Linked DNA regions of Homo sapiens: all the other regions are linked to region 4. Evidence: chromatin contacts called from ENCODE Hi-C or POLR2A ChIA-PET data. All regions are on one chromosome and are shown on one strand. The core of a region is the stretch at or near the end of the contact, and the rest is flanking DNA. Distances in the headings are between cores, read along the strand shown. Region 1 holds the start of INSC (INSC spindle orientation adaptor protein). Region 2 overlaps PTPN5 (protein tyrosine phosphatase non-receptor type 5). Region 3 holds the start of GTF2H1 (general transcription factor IIH subunit 1). Region 4 overlaps PLEKHA7 (pleckstrin homology domain containing A7).

Region 1 (3,165 bases), core at 89-2,588, 1.8 Mb before region 4:
GCCCTAGACAGCACTTGTTGAAACAGGAACTGAGGCCCCTCTCAGGGAACTTGGGGAGTAGAATCAGGCTGTTCTGGATGACTGGAGGGTAGAGTTGAAGCTGGCTTGTCTGAGAGGAATGATTTGGCCACCTTCTGAGCCCTGGGCCCCCAGAGAGCTGAGGAGGAGAGTTAATATCAGAGAGCTACTGTGTGTGTTCGAGTCCAGGGAGCAGCAGTTAGCTTCAGCCAGAGCCTGAAAAAAGAAATAGAGATTATTAGCATTAAGGAAGAGAAGGCTGCAGTGGGACCTCGGCGTGGTCGTTTTGTCATGGGGACTGAGTTGAGCTCCTTCTCCCTGAATACATATTGTGAGCAAATTGACATAGTTTGCATGTGAGAGATTTAGGTTAGATGTCAAGGAGATCTTTCTGTCAGTAAGAGAGTTCAAGCTTTGGAACAGGGCTCAAGGGAGACCAGGGGCTGCCTTTGCTTGAGGACCTCCAAGAATAGGTCAAGATTCTCTGGGCTCTGGGAGCCTCATAGCAAGATGGCGGAGGCGGGGGAGGGGGAGTTGTATGAAATGATCTGGAAGCTTTCTTCCAGGTCAAAAATGCCACATTCCCGAGCTTTTGGGTAGGAATCAAGTTCCTCTAGATTTAGCTATTTGACAGAGTCCAGGACGGGGGTGGGGGGTGGGGGGTGGGGTCTGATCTTATGTGCCGAAGTTAGAAGGAGTTTCTGCAACAACCCCTCGTCATTTTTGGCAGGTCCAAGATGTGGAGGGTGACTTAGGTGTGTGTGAGCAAGGTTCCAGAGGGAAGCACCTGCGGTGAATAAACCGTCTCATTCTAGGCGTTTGGGGTCTATCAAAGCTGGGTGGCTTCCTCCTTCCTAGCAAGTGAACTGCACCCAAATCCCTCCTTGTTTTGTTTCAGCTCCAAGGGAAACGATCGCGGCACATTCCCTTCCCCTCTCCAGATGTTGGCATGCGGGGCACCTTGTGGGCGACCCCGCCTGGACGGCTTCGCGGCTCCCGGGCGATCACCCTGGTGCCTGCCGCCTGGCCCGGGGGAGCCCGGTCTCTAATTAGGCCTGACCGCGTCCCCATTCCAGCGCTCCTGCAGATGGGAGGGAGGGCCATGTTTCCCCCCCCAGGGGCACCGAAATAGCCTCGTAGTCCCGCGGAGACAGCAGGCAGCCGTGGCTGACGCGGGACCAAGGCTTGGCAGGGAGCGCGCTGCTGTGGAAGGTCCTTGGGAGGCTGCGACCGCCTCGGAGAGGGCGGGCGGGGGAGAACGGGGCGGGGGGTGGGGCGGGGGCCAGGGGCGGCCTCTCGGGCTGGGCCGGCAGAGCGGCCACTTTGCGCGCGGCCTCTGGAGCTCCAGCTGCGCCCCGCCACCACTGGCCGCTCGCACTACCAGCCTGTCTCGCACGCTAAGTAAGTAGACAGCTCCCCTAGCTGGATTCAGGGGGCTGGTGATGCCTCTGCTAGCCTAGTTGGGAACAGTGCAGGTTTGTCACTAATTGGATAGTAGGTGTAAGTGTGTCAGTGGGAGTGCTTGTGAAGGGGAGCTTGCGCCAGTGTGAGGGAGTGTGTCTGGATGGGATGTCCACATGTGGAATTTTCTAGCATGTGCCCCAGGGTGCGAGTGTGGGTGAACGAGTGTGTCAGAGTGTGTGGTGGCCTGGAGTGGGCCACAGGTATTTGCCTGTGTGGCACCTGCTGCCCTGGGTGCACTGTGTCTGTACCTGTGGAAATGCCTGTGTGTGTGGCAGGAAGGCCCCCAGGTGGGCTGAGCCAGTCCACATGTGGATGAGTGGATGTGCCAGTGTGAACCCAGGAAGGCAGAAATTGGGGCTAGGGAGTGTTATCTGAACTCAGGCTTTCTAAGGTGACCTGACTTGTCCCAGCTGGGGTGTCTTCTCTGTGGGTCATTCAGCTTTGGTTTCTCAGGGCTTGGAGAAGGACAGAAGCTCAGAGCCCTCACACAACACTGGAGTGAATGTGGCTCTGACTAACCCCATCTGGCTAGACCAGGGTCAGGGAGACAGCTTGGGAGACCCCACTCTTAAACCAGGAGAAGAGACAGGAGGCCAGGGGATGAGTGGACCATATGGCCATGGCCACCCACAAACACTCGCAGTGCACCCACGCTTACATGCTCAGCATACACACATTCCTGTCCATGTGCACCAGTCTTGCACACACTCTTCTCAGGATAGCCATGCAACCATTCACACTTTCAACATGTATACCTGTGGACAACGACATGTATGCAACATGCACCCACTTTGTTCAATGCATATGCGCAAATGTATCCCTGGTGTGGCCCCACCCTCAGCCGCTAGCCTCCTCCCACTTTTGCCCCTTTTAATCTATATATTATACCTCTGACAATGGGTCCAAGAAACTGGCCTCAGTGGGGAATATTTTAAGTCAGGGACTTTGGCTGTGGGGGTCAGGGCAGATGGTGATGTGGTGCCTTTGAGGGGTTCCATTGAATCTGAAACTGAGGCTGTCCATGGAGCTCAGCCAGAGAGCATCTTGTCCCTTTAGCTCTGGGACTTAGAAGCACTGTTCGCCCTTTTAGAAGTGAAAACTTCCAAACACTGCCTTTGGAAGGCAAGCCAGGTCAGGCTGGGATCTGACATGGAGCTCAGCATATATAATTTGCTCCATGCTGTAGTTTATACTCTGGATTACACTTGCTGCAGAGAAGCAGTGACCTTTCTGGGTTGGGTCCCAAGGCAACCATTTGGCAGGGAGGACAGTGAATTGAGCTGGGTTGATTCTTTCTCTTCTTTGGTTTCGTTCAACCCTACTTTGAGTCTCCCTCCCACAGGCTGGTGGAGGGATGGCATTTGCTCTGCTCCTTTCCTTTCTTCCAGTGGTTATCTTTTTTTCTGGACAGAATCTTCTCCATGACCTCCTCCCCCTGGTGACCACTGGGCACACACTATACAGCGCTTGGAAGAGTAGGTGCCCTAAAATACCAGCTGAGTGGTGGTGTTATTCTTCTTAGTAGAGCTTCTAGACCTGTCCCATCCTGGCTATTCTCTTCTGAATACTTCAGTGAGGTACCCAGACTAAATGTGCTCTTTCAGCTGGGAAGTTAGAAAGATGGTATTGAGCTTCCTTCCTTCCCTTCCTTTCTTCCTTCCTTCTCTTTCTCTCTTTTCCTTC
Region 2 (3,164 bases), core at 493-2,992, 1.9 Mb after region 4:
TGTTGTCTATTTTTCCTTAATAGCAAATGTCTGTACAGCATTTGCTATATGCCAGGCACTGTTCTAAGCTTTCTGTTAATTCACTGAATCCTCTAACAACTCTGCACAGCAGTGAATATTGTTCTTGCTATATTGTGAATGGGGGGTCCAGAAAGATTCAGTAGCTTGTCCATGATCATCTACTGGTAAGTGGTGGGGCCAAGCTGAGGTCCAGAGTCCCTGTTCTTGACTAGCACATAATACTGTCCTGGGAGGGTGGGAACTGTTTTCAGTTTGGATTTCTGTTCAATCTCTAGTGCTTACAACAGTGCCCAGCACATGTAGGTGCTCAATCAGTAGTGACAGAATGAAGAAATGAGTGAATACATGCTGGACATGGAGGATGCAGAAATGAAACAGAGAGGTCCTTGCCTTCAGAGAGCTCATGACCCCATGGAGGAGGCAAATAATTACTGCAATCCCCTATCAGGACAGCATCGTGGGAGTCTAGAGGGTCACACAACTTGCTCGGCCTCTGCAAGCAGGACTTCCCAGAGGAAGGACACAGATAGGGACAGGCACAGGGACGTTGTCTACCTCCTCCAAACTCCTGTCTGGAACAAACGCACCTAAACTCTTTCTGCCTCAGTCCACAGGGTGCCAGAAGATGACAGTGGCTCCATGGGGACAACAGAGGCAGAACAAGGTAGCGGTGACGACACGGGCTACTGAGAGAGACTGCCTGGAGTGAATCCTCCCTCTACCAGCTAAGTGACCTTGGACAGACTGCCTAAGCTCCCTGGGCCTTGGTCCTCTCATCTGTAAGAAGGGGTAGCAAATGACACTGATTTCCTAGGATATTCCATGACCAAAACTCTTCTATTCTACACTGGTTGCTTGCTTTTGGGGAGAAATGGGAGAGAACATTGGGATTTAACCTATTATGCTTATTACTGCAGCCTCTCTGCTGCGGCTTCATCCCATTTTGCAGAAGCAGCTCAGAGCTGAAGTTGTCCATGAACTTTCCTTAGGGAAGGGACTATGTCTGTTTTATTTACCTCTATATATCTAGCACCTAGTACCTGAGACCTAGTAGGTGCTCAATAAGTACTTGAGTGAATGACTGAGTGGTTACATTTATTTATTCCCCCAGGACACTTGTGAGGATAAATATTCATATTGCTATTGTTTCTGCTCACAGATGAGGGACTGGAGCTCCAGCAAGGTTAAGTGACTTGTGCATAAACACACAGCCTGAAGCAGAACAGGCGGACTCAAACGCCAAATCCCATGCTCTTTCTTCCTCCACACCGTGCTACTCTCTGGACTCCTATTCATCCTGTCCTATTTTCTGCAGATTTCTTCTAGTCAGTGGTGCCATCCCTGATTGTAGAGTCATCTCCGAATTCTATGACTCATATCTGAATCACAGAACTGTTTAATAGTTGAAGGGGACTTCTGATGTCATCTGGACCTCCCATCCATTGTGGAAATTTCCTCTCCATTGTCTATCTATCTAGTACTTGAATGCCTCCTGTGACGGAACACGCATTTCTTCCTCTGGAATTATTGAGTTCTATGACTGGACCACTTTTAGAGTCAGAGAGTTCTGCGTCTATGGGCCAAAGGCCTGTTTTTAATTTCAATGCCTTGGGCTTACGTCATCCTAAGATACACAGAATAGATCTGCTGCCCCTTCCGCAAGACAGCCATTCAGATATTCAGGAAGTTCTCACATCTTTTCAGAGAATTCTCTTCTAGACAGACGGTCCCATCTTAGACCGTCTCAACAGGCTGTCCCAAGTGTTTTGAGCAATGGCACCCCCTACTGGTTAAGGTATGAACTGCATCAAAGGGCTTCCTCAGGAGCTGGGGCACTGAGTGTGGTGTGAATAAAATACCACTTATTTTGAAGAGTCATCGCTTTAGACTCATACCTGGTTGTTTCCAATGTCTATCTTAAAGAGTATCACGTGAAGACTCCATTCTAAGGTTCCTTGCCAATCATGAGGTCTCTGAAAAGCTACAGGTTTGGAATTTCAACGTTAGAGTTCAAAAGACTTGTCTTTGTTTTGTTTTGTTTTGTTTTGTTTTTTTGGAGACGGAGTCTTACTCTGTCGCCCAGGCTGGAGTGCAGTGGCGCGATCTCGGCTCACTGCAAGCTCTGCCCTCTGGGTTCACGCCATCCTCCTGCCTCAGCCTCCCAAGTAGCTGGGACTACAGGCGCCCGCCACCACGCCTGGCTAATTTTTTGTATTTTTAGTAGAGACGGAGTTTCACCATGTTAGCCAGGATGGTCTCGATCTCCTGACCTCGTGATCTGCCCGCCTTGGCCTCCCAAAGTGCTGGGATTACAGGCATGAGCCACCGCACCTGGCCCAAAAGACTTGTCTTCTAACAAAATGTTCAGAAGGAGAGATATGAAAATATATGCTATGTTACAGGATTATGGCGATTTTTCTTTTTTTATTTGTATTTATTTTCTAATATTTTGACAGTTAACCTTTTGTTATAAGAAGGAAAAGAACAATAAAAACTTATAAAAAAATGTAAAACTCTCCCCCCACCCCTTCTTTTTCTTCCTTCTGAGGCTGTTTATCATGGCGTGGGTCATGGGGCTACAACTGGGACGAGCTGCCACCCTGTGGGCAAGAGTGCCTTGGTAATATCTCCACGGTGGCTGCAATGGCTTGGCTCCCTGCAACTGTGGTCAACTGGACTCAAGCAGCACAGTTTCACCCTCAAGCCGGGCTTCTCAACAGGGAGGTCAGGTAGTTCTCCACATCCCCCACCCCATCCTTGGCTCATGCTGCCTTCAGGTTTTGCTTCCTACCCTTACCTCTTGAAGTCAGCCCAGCCCTGAATGGTCAGTGGTCATTCCCTAGGAGCCCTGTACTCCTCAGCTCTTCGTCCTTCTTTTCACTTCCTAGCACACCTTCAATTGCCTGCTCTTCCCTCCATGTGAGCCTAGAGCAGCTCCAAGTGATAACAGGTCAGAAGGCATCAGGGATTAGAAAAACAAGTCCCCATTTAAACGAAGAGCTATGGAGCAGCTGCATGGATATTCTTGCGCAAGTTCACAGCTAGCTAGGCTTTACTCCAGCCCCAGCTTCAGCCGGGGCATTGTCTCTCCATTCTGAGGTCTGGGAGGAGCTGGGTGCTGAGAAGACTCACCCGGTAGCCTC
Region 3 (3,431 bases), core at 170-2,669, 1.4 Mb after region 4:
ATTTAAAAAATATATACATAATATTGTACAAGCCTTCAACAGCTCTATTTCTTGAAAATCTGTTATCTCCTCCCTGCTTCTTTTTCCAGCCTTATTTCCCATCTTAACCTCTCTATTCTCCAACTACATTGGACTCGACTCTTTTTTTCTTTTTCATTCCATAAACTTGCTGTGCCTCCATGGTTTAATATATGATGTTTATGGAATCTTCCCCCATTTACCAAAACCCTACCTTTCTGCAAAGCTGAGTTTAAATGTTACTTCTGTGAAGGCACTCTACCAAAAACTAAGAACATAGAAGTTGGCGACAAATGCTTAACCAAAGTAAATGAAACAACTTTTGGGAGACTGGCTTGCCCAAGGATCACAGAGTTCATAAATGGTAGAGCTGAGATTAGAATACGCGTCTCCTGAATCCAAATCTCATCTTTCCATTATCGTAAAATAGTTCAGTGTTTGTTGCTCACACATCAAATGCAAACATGTTTCTCTTTTGCCCCAGTAGGTGCGTGGAGGAAGAGGAGAAAGAAGTAAGAAAGATAGCAAAAATTGAAGAAATGAGAAGGGGAAGTTGCAGACTGCCTCATTTTCACAATGGGATCTTTCTATCCAAGAAGAAATGATCAGAAAACAACTCTCTGCCTCAGACAAATGGCGACTGACTCATTTATACATTCATTCATTCAACATTCTGAGTGCCTACTATGTTCCAGGACCTGAACACACCGCTAGAGACACAGGGATGAACAAAACACAATCCCTACCCACAAAAAGCTCCTTGCCTAGTGGAACTACTACCTTTTTAACAGCAGTAACTTTAATATCTTGAGATTTCTTGAGAGGAGACCCAGTAACCAATTTTCAAAGCCAGGCTCACAGACCAGCAGCCCGGAGGTCCCAGCCCAGCTCCACCACATCCAGGGCAGTACCTCGCAGCTCTCAGTAGATCGGATCTTGTCTCCCGGCTTAGCGCCGGGGAACTCACCGCGCACTAAGAGCGGAACGTGAACTTCAGTCTCCCCTCGCGTTCCTCCCCTTCCTTGCTGACGTCATCCAGGAGAGCCGCAGACTGGAAACAACGCTACTAACGGCACTTCCTCATCACGTGACGAGTCACGCCCCTCCTTCCGCGTGGTCCCTCCCCCTCAGGCCGCGGTCGCGATTACGCTCTCTACGGCCTGCGACCGCAGGGCCGTTGCGGGCTGGAGACACGGCGCCGACTGGAACCGGAGGAGCTCTAGGCCAAATGGTTGGGCCAGCCAGGATCCCAGGACCCTTCGCCGCTCGAGACCGGAGAGAGGAAACGAAACAGGCGGGAACCCGTGGGGGAGGGAGGGAACTAGCGGAAGGTGTCATGGCGGCCGCGCTCTTGAGTCACGTGCCCAGGGCCCGCCTTGCTACTTCCGGTCACGTGCCCTCAGACTCCTCGCAGCCAGCGATGGAGGCGAGACCCCCTAGTAACAGAGGCGGTGGCTACTGCTGCGGCCACTGGGTTTCGGCCTCTTCCCAGCAGCGGCTCTAAGAAGCGCAGCGGAACTCGACCGGATCCAACCCAGTTAGTTACTTCCTGTCTAGAGTTGTAGCTTCCACCTGGTAAGTTTAGACCGAAGAATGCAGGCGGGCGGGTGGGTGGGCGGGTGAGGAGCTGACAGGCCTGGGGGCCGCTGGACGGCGTGGATTCTACCCCTGTTCCCAGCGTCGCTGTCGCCGTCCTCCCAACGCCCAAGCCTGGCGTCTTGTTTGCCCTTATCCCGAGGCGAGGAAGAGGCGACCCCTAATCTACTTGTCTAAAGGAAACCTGCTCTTAAATTGAGAGCAGGTTTACCCAAAGCCAGGATCAGATTTGGCTTATGAGAATGAAGTGGAGGCCTCTCCCAGACAGAGAAGCCCTTCCCGTCAGGAAATGTGCTGTTGAGTCTGGGATTCTGTAAGAGAAAAGCTGTCACCTTGTTGTCTGCACACCTTTTGCTTCCACCTGTCAATCTTACCTCTCTTAAAAACCTTAACACGTGCCAGTCCACACACTCCTAGTTTTGGTCATTTGATTGTCGTGTAATGATGAAAAATAGACCATGAGTACCTGGATATATGTAATTATTTTGTAAATCCCCCAGTGTTCTCAAAGGCCAAATTAAATAAGGAGGTGACTTTTCTTATTTTTTTTTAAGAGACAGAGTCTTGTTCTGTCGTCCTGGCTGGAATGCAGTGGCGTGATAATAGCTCACTGTAACCTCGAATTCCTGGGCTCAAGCGATTCTCCTGCCTAGACCTCCCAAAGCGCCAGAATTATGCTACAGTGCCTGGCCCCAAATGACTCCTAAACTCCAATTTTAGCATCAGTAAAATGGGGATGGGGAAAGAAGATATGAAAAATACACCCTTTGTCCATTTGAAGACCCAGTCTTAAAAACAAAAACAAAAAAAAAACTGAGTGGTTTGAATGAAATGTGCTTTGCAGTGAGTATTGACTCCATACAAACCAATATCCAGACTTGTGATTTTCAAACATTTTAAAGGAGTGGAACAATTTCTCCCCATGAATTTTTATCTGGAACCCAATATATAAAGCAGCATGCTCTGGTGGAACTAAATTTAAAAGGGCCAGGCCCCACCACCCCACTTAACTTCTATCCTAGAGGCCACTCCTTGGAACACAGTTTGAAAACCACTGAACTGGACTTAGGTAATTAAGCCAAAGTTGCCAACCTTAAGATTTTTTAAAAGACAAAACCAGAGCAGTTGAGATGGAGAGGTCACAACCGCAGGGAAGGTAACCTCTAGTAGCAGGCCTTGGACTTAGAGAAGGACTAAACTCTGGAGAGAACTTTGTACCTGTTAGCAGGCTTAAGTCCCTCATTCAGAAAGGAGAAAAAAGAGATGGTCTGCTATCCTCACTCAGCCGACATTTTTTTTTTTTTTTGAGACGGAGTTTTGCTCTTGTTGCCCAGGCTGGAGTGCAATGGCGCGATCTCTGCTCACTGCAACCTCCATCTACCGGGTTCAAGGGCTTCTCCTGCCTCAGCCTCCCCAGCGGCTGGGATCACAGGCGCACGCCACCATGCCTGGCTAATTTTTGTATTTTTGGTAGAGACGGGGTTTCACCATGTTGACCAGGCCATTCAGCCGACTTGTAGCAGTGCAACAGATTGGTAAGTTTGAGTCTCTCTTAGGTGATATAAAATACACATTGCAGTACAAATGTGAAAAAAAATCAAAGCAAATTCAGAGAGGGCTTTTGAAAAATACTAGGAAACTTGGTGCAGTGTGGGAGAAGAATCAGTTAAAAGTAGTGAAGCCAGCGACCAGCACCAGTCCTGGGTTGTGAATGCTTCCTGTGTGTACTGCCCTCAAGGCTTGTAACTTCTCCCTGCTGGTACCATGTGTCCTGCCCTCTGATAACCTGCTTCTCTGTGCTATTTTATTCCCTACCA
Region 4 (3,186 bases), core at 223-2,722:
CTCTAACTACCTCAAGTGGCATAACATGTGGAAGTCATGATTTTTTATTTTTTTTTTTTTTTGAGACAGAGTCTCACTGTCACCCAGGCTGGAGTGCAGTGGCGCGATCTCAGCTCATTGTAACCTCCACCTCCCAGGTTCAAATGATTCTCCTGCTCAGCCTCCCTAGTAGCTGGGATTATAGGCGCCCGCCACCACAGCCAGCTAATTTTTTTATTTTTAGTAGAGACAGGGTTTCACCCCATGTTGGCCAGGCTGGTCTCGAACTCCTGACCTCAGGTGATCCGCCTGCCTCGACCTCCCGAAGTGCTGGGATTACAGGCATGAGCCACTGCACCCAGCCATGATGTTCTTTTTGTATGACCCAATGGGATACATATTTTATGAAACATTTTTGGTTCCCTACTTATAAAAAATAATATATACTCCTTAGAGAAAAATGGAAAAAAGCTGTCTAGGAAAGCAGAGAGCTGAAGAAAAAATAAATCAGCTCTAGGCTCACCAGCCAGACAATAGGCTGAGAGCTCAATATTTAATTTTGTGCTAAATTAAATCCATTTTTTCACTTTACTATAGTGAAGACAAACTAATATAAGCCAAAAGTTTGAGAAAACTGCATGGGGGTTTATCCTTTCTCCTCTAAATTCCACCACTAGCAACTCATTTATTTAGGTAAGCATTATCCTTCCCAATATGTCTTTTCTCTTTTTTCGGGGGTGGGAAGGAACAGCTTTATTGAGATAGAATTCACATGTCAAACAATTCACTTAAAGTGTACAGTGTAGCTGGGCATGGTGGCTCACGCCTGTAATCCCAGCATTTTGGGAGGCCAAGGCCGGAAGATAGCTTGAGCTCATGAGTTCAAGCCCAGCCTGGACAACATAGCAAAACCCCATCTCTACAAAAAATACAAAAAAATTAGCTGGGTATGGTGGTGCACGCCTATAGTCTCAGCTACTCAAGAGGCTGAGGTGGGAGGATGGTTTGACCCAGGAGGTGGAGGTTGCAGTGAGTGGAAATCACACAGTGCACTCCGGCCTAGGCAGAAGAGCCAGACCTTGTCTCAAAATATAATAAAAATAAAGTATACAATGCAATGGCTTTTAGTATACTGAGAGTTATACGATCATCACCCCAATCAAATTTAAAACATTTCATTGCCCTAAATGGAAGTCCCATACTCTCTAGCGATCACCCCAGCTCCAGCCCTAGGCAGCCATAAATCCACTTTCTATCTCTCTGGATTTCCCTATTCTGGACATTCCATATAAATAGGCTTAGACACTAGGTCATCTTTTGTGACTGGCATCTTTCATTTAGCATAATGTTTACAAGGTTCATTGTTGCGTTCTTGTTGTAGCATGTACCAGTACTTCATTCCTTCCTATGGCCAGATAATATTCCATTATATAGACACACCACATTTTATTTATCCACCCATCAGTTGACGGACTTTGGGTTTTCACTTTGAGGATATTATGAATCATGTAGCTATGAATTGCGTACAAGTTTTTGTGTAGGTGGACATGGTTTCACTTCTCTTGGGTATATACCTAGGAATGGAATTCATGACTCATATGGTAACTTTACGTTTAACCTTTTGAGAACGTGCAGCTGGCTTCCAAGGTGGCTCCACCATTTTACACTTCTACCAGCAGTGCATCAGTGTTCCCACTTCTCTACGCCCTCACCAGCACTTCTAAAGTATCTGTCCTTTTTAATATAAACATCCTAGGGTGTGTAAAGTAGTATTTCATTACGGTTTTGTTTTGCATTTCCTTGATGGCTAATGATGCTGAGCATCTTTTCATTTGCTTATTGGTCATTTGTGTATCTTCTTTGGCCCAGCTTGTCTTTTAAACTGCAAGTACCTCTGGACAGAGACACTCCCTGAATTCAAATGTTACTTATTAGCTGAATTATCCTAGGCAAGTCATTTAACTTTTATTAGCTTCAGGTTCCTTCTCTGCAATGTAGAGATAATATTAACTACCCAACAGATGTGAGGATTGAAATAACACAGGTAAAGGACTTAGCAGACAGCTGGGCACACAATAAACAGTCAGCAAGTGACAGTTATTATTAACAACACCCTTATTCACACTTTACAATCCATAAATGCTTTGAAACAGCTCTTCCCATAAGGAGAGAGCCTAAGATCTGGGACAGAGAAGTTGGGAGCAAAGGGCAAGGGGAGCTCAAAAGAGTTGAATTAAAAGGAAAATGAAAACAATTACTTATGGGCCATTTTCACAGTCTTGTTTTAGTTATCATTGCCAAAGGTCAGCCTAGAGCCTACTCCTGCACCCTTCCAATCATGATGTAAACACCTAGTTCACTGTATTAAATCCATTTCTGTTTAGAAAAGCGAGAATAACTTCTCACTACTGCTACTGAACCCTGACTGAACAGGAAGGAAGGAAGGTCTTAGTCACAGCTCTATAATTACAGCCATGCACACGGCCTGGCATATAACATTAGGTGATCAGTAGCTGAAGTGAACCAAATGGAATCAATGAGTACATTAATGAATGGAATGAATAAATGGGCAAACAGAGCATGTTTGGGATGTTTGCTCAGTTAGGTGAATGAGGATCCCCTCATCCAGAGGGTCCCAGGGAAGGCTGAGATCAGTTCCCAGGACTGGCAGCCAAGGTTCTCATTGACCATCCATAACCCATCACCATTGCACAGACGCCTACATTAGAATATCTTTCATTTTTTTGTTGCCAACACTCAGGGATTATGGATTGTAGAGAATGCTGTTTTCCTGTATTTCTTAAAGTCATGAGAAGGTGAAAAGGCCTCCACTGTGCTTCTTGGCATATAAATAACTCACAGCATAAAGAAAGGGGAGTCAATGGTTCCAAATTCAAAATAAAGATAGGCTCTTCTCACAACGTCCAAATTACAGAGTCCTCCAGGCAGAAATAGAGACATCTTTCAAAGAAATTCTATTTGCCCATTCAATTCCAAAAGACATAATCAAACTAAGAAAACTCTTCCATGCCTTCCACAAATTGATTTAGTTTCAGCAGCCACCTGGGGCAGCACACAGTCAGACAGCAAACAGGCCTTTCAGTTTTTGTCCTTCTTGCCATGTTCTCTTCCTTCAGAGACTGGAAAAGGATCGCTGCAACTTCATTCTTCAACATGGTACAAAGATACAGCCTGCTCTACATTCCT

The links. A loop is a pair of places that touch in the nucleus more often than their neighbours do. ChIA-PET counts read pairs that join two places held with the same protein, here RNA polymerase II (POLR2A). Pooled maps may share reads with other maps.
Region 1: a pooled map shows a loop between it and region 4 (6-fold over the local background). The contact joins the promoter of INSC here to the enhancer-like site in region 4. A Hi-C loop is called at or near these places in 2 of 37 single-sample maps with no recorded cell type and 3 of 50 pooled maps.
Region 2: a loop to region 4 is called in a map with no recorded cell type, with 8 times the contacts of the local background. The contact joins two enhancer-like sites. A Hi-C loop is called at or near these places in 6 of 37 single-sample maps with no recorded cell type and 4 of 50 pooled maps.
Region 3: a pooled map shows a loop between it and region 4 (6-fold over the local background). The contact joins the promoter of GTF2H1 here to the enhancer-like site in region 4. A Hi-C loop is called at or near these places in 2 of 37 single-sample maps with no recorded cell type and 3 of 50 pooled maps. POLR2A ChIA-PET finds 5 or more read pairs at or near these places in 1 of 52 experiments (activated T-cell).

What each region holds. Positions count from the first base shown.
Region 1 is chr11:15,113,585-15,116,749 of GRCh38, forward strand. INSC (INSC spindle orientation adaptor protein) reads left to right here and starts at 1,339. Exons shown (of 13, transcript NM_001042536.3): 1 at 1,339-1,419. RefSeq lists an enhancer at 513-1,046.
Region 2 is chr11:18,762,654-18,765,817 of GRCh38, forward strand. It overlaps PTPN5 (protein tyrosine phosphatase non-receptor type 5), which reads right to left. Exons shown (of 15, transcript NM_006906.2): 3 at 3,154-3,164. Among named protein-coding and RNA genes, the nearest start is that of PTPN5, 28 kb to the right of the region's middle. Within about 2 kb of position 1,743, at least 3 of the 41 ENCODE cell types and tissues checked have a DNase peak (open chromatin) inside an H3K27ac peak, as active enhancers do.
Region 3 is chr11:18,321,148-18,324,578 of GRCh38, forward strand. It overlaps GTF2H1 (general transcription factor IIH subunit 1), which reads left to right and starts at 1,420. Exons shown (of 15, transcript NM_005316.4): 1 at 1,420-1,593. It overlaps HPS5 (HPS5 biogenesis of lysosomal organelles complex 2 subunit 2), which reads right to left and starts at 993. Exons shown (of 23, transcript NM_181507.2): 1 at 799-993. RefSeq lists enhancers at 491-1,440, 578-1,777, 668-967, 978-1,397.
Region 4 is chr11:16,900,804-16,903,989 of GRCh38, forward strand. All of the region lies in intron 3 of PLEKHA7 (pleckstrin homology domain containing A7), which reads right to left. Among named protein-coding and RNA genes, the nearest start is that of SNORD147, 24 kb to the right of the region's middle. Within about 2 kb of position 1,473, at least 7 of the 41 ENCODE cell types and tissues checked have a DNase peak (open chromatin) inside an H3K27ac peak, as active enhancers do.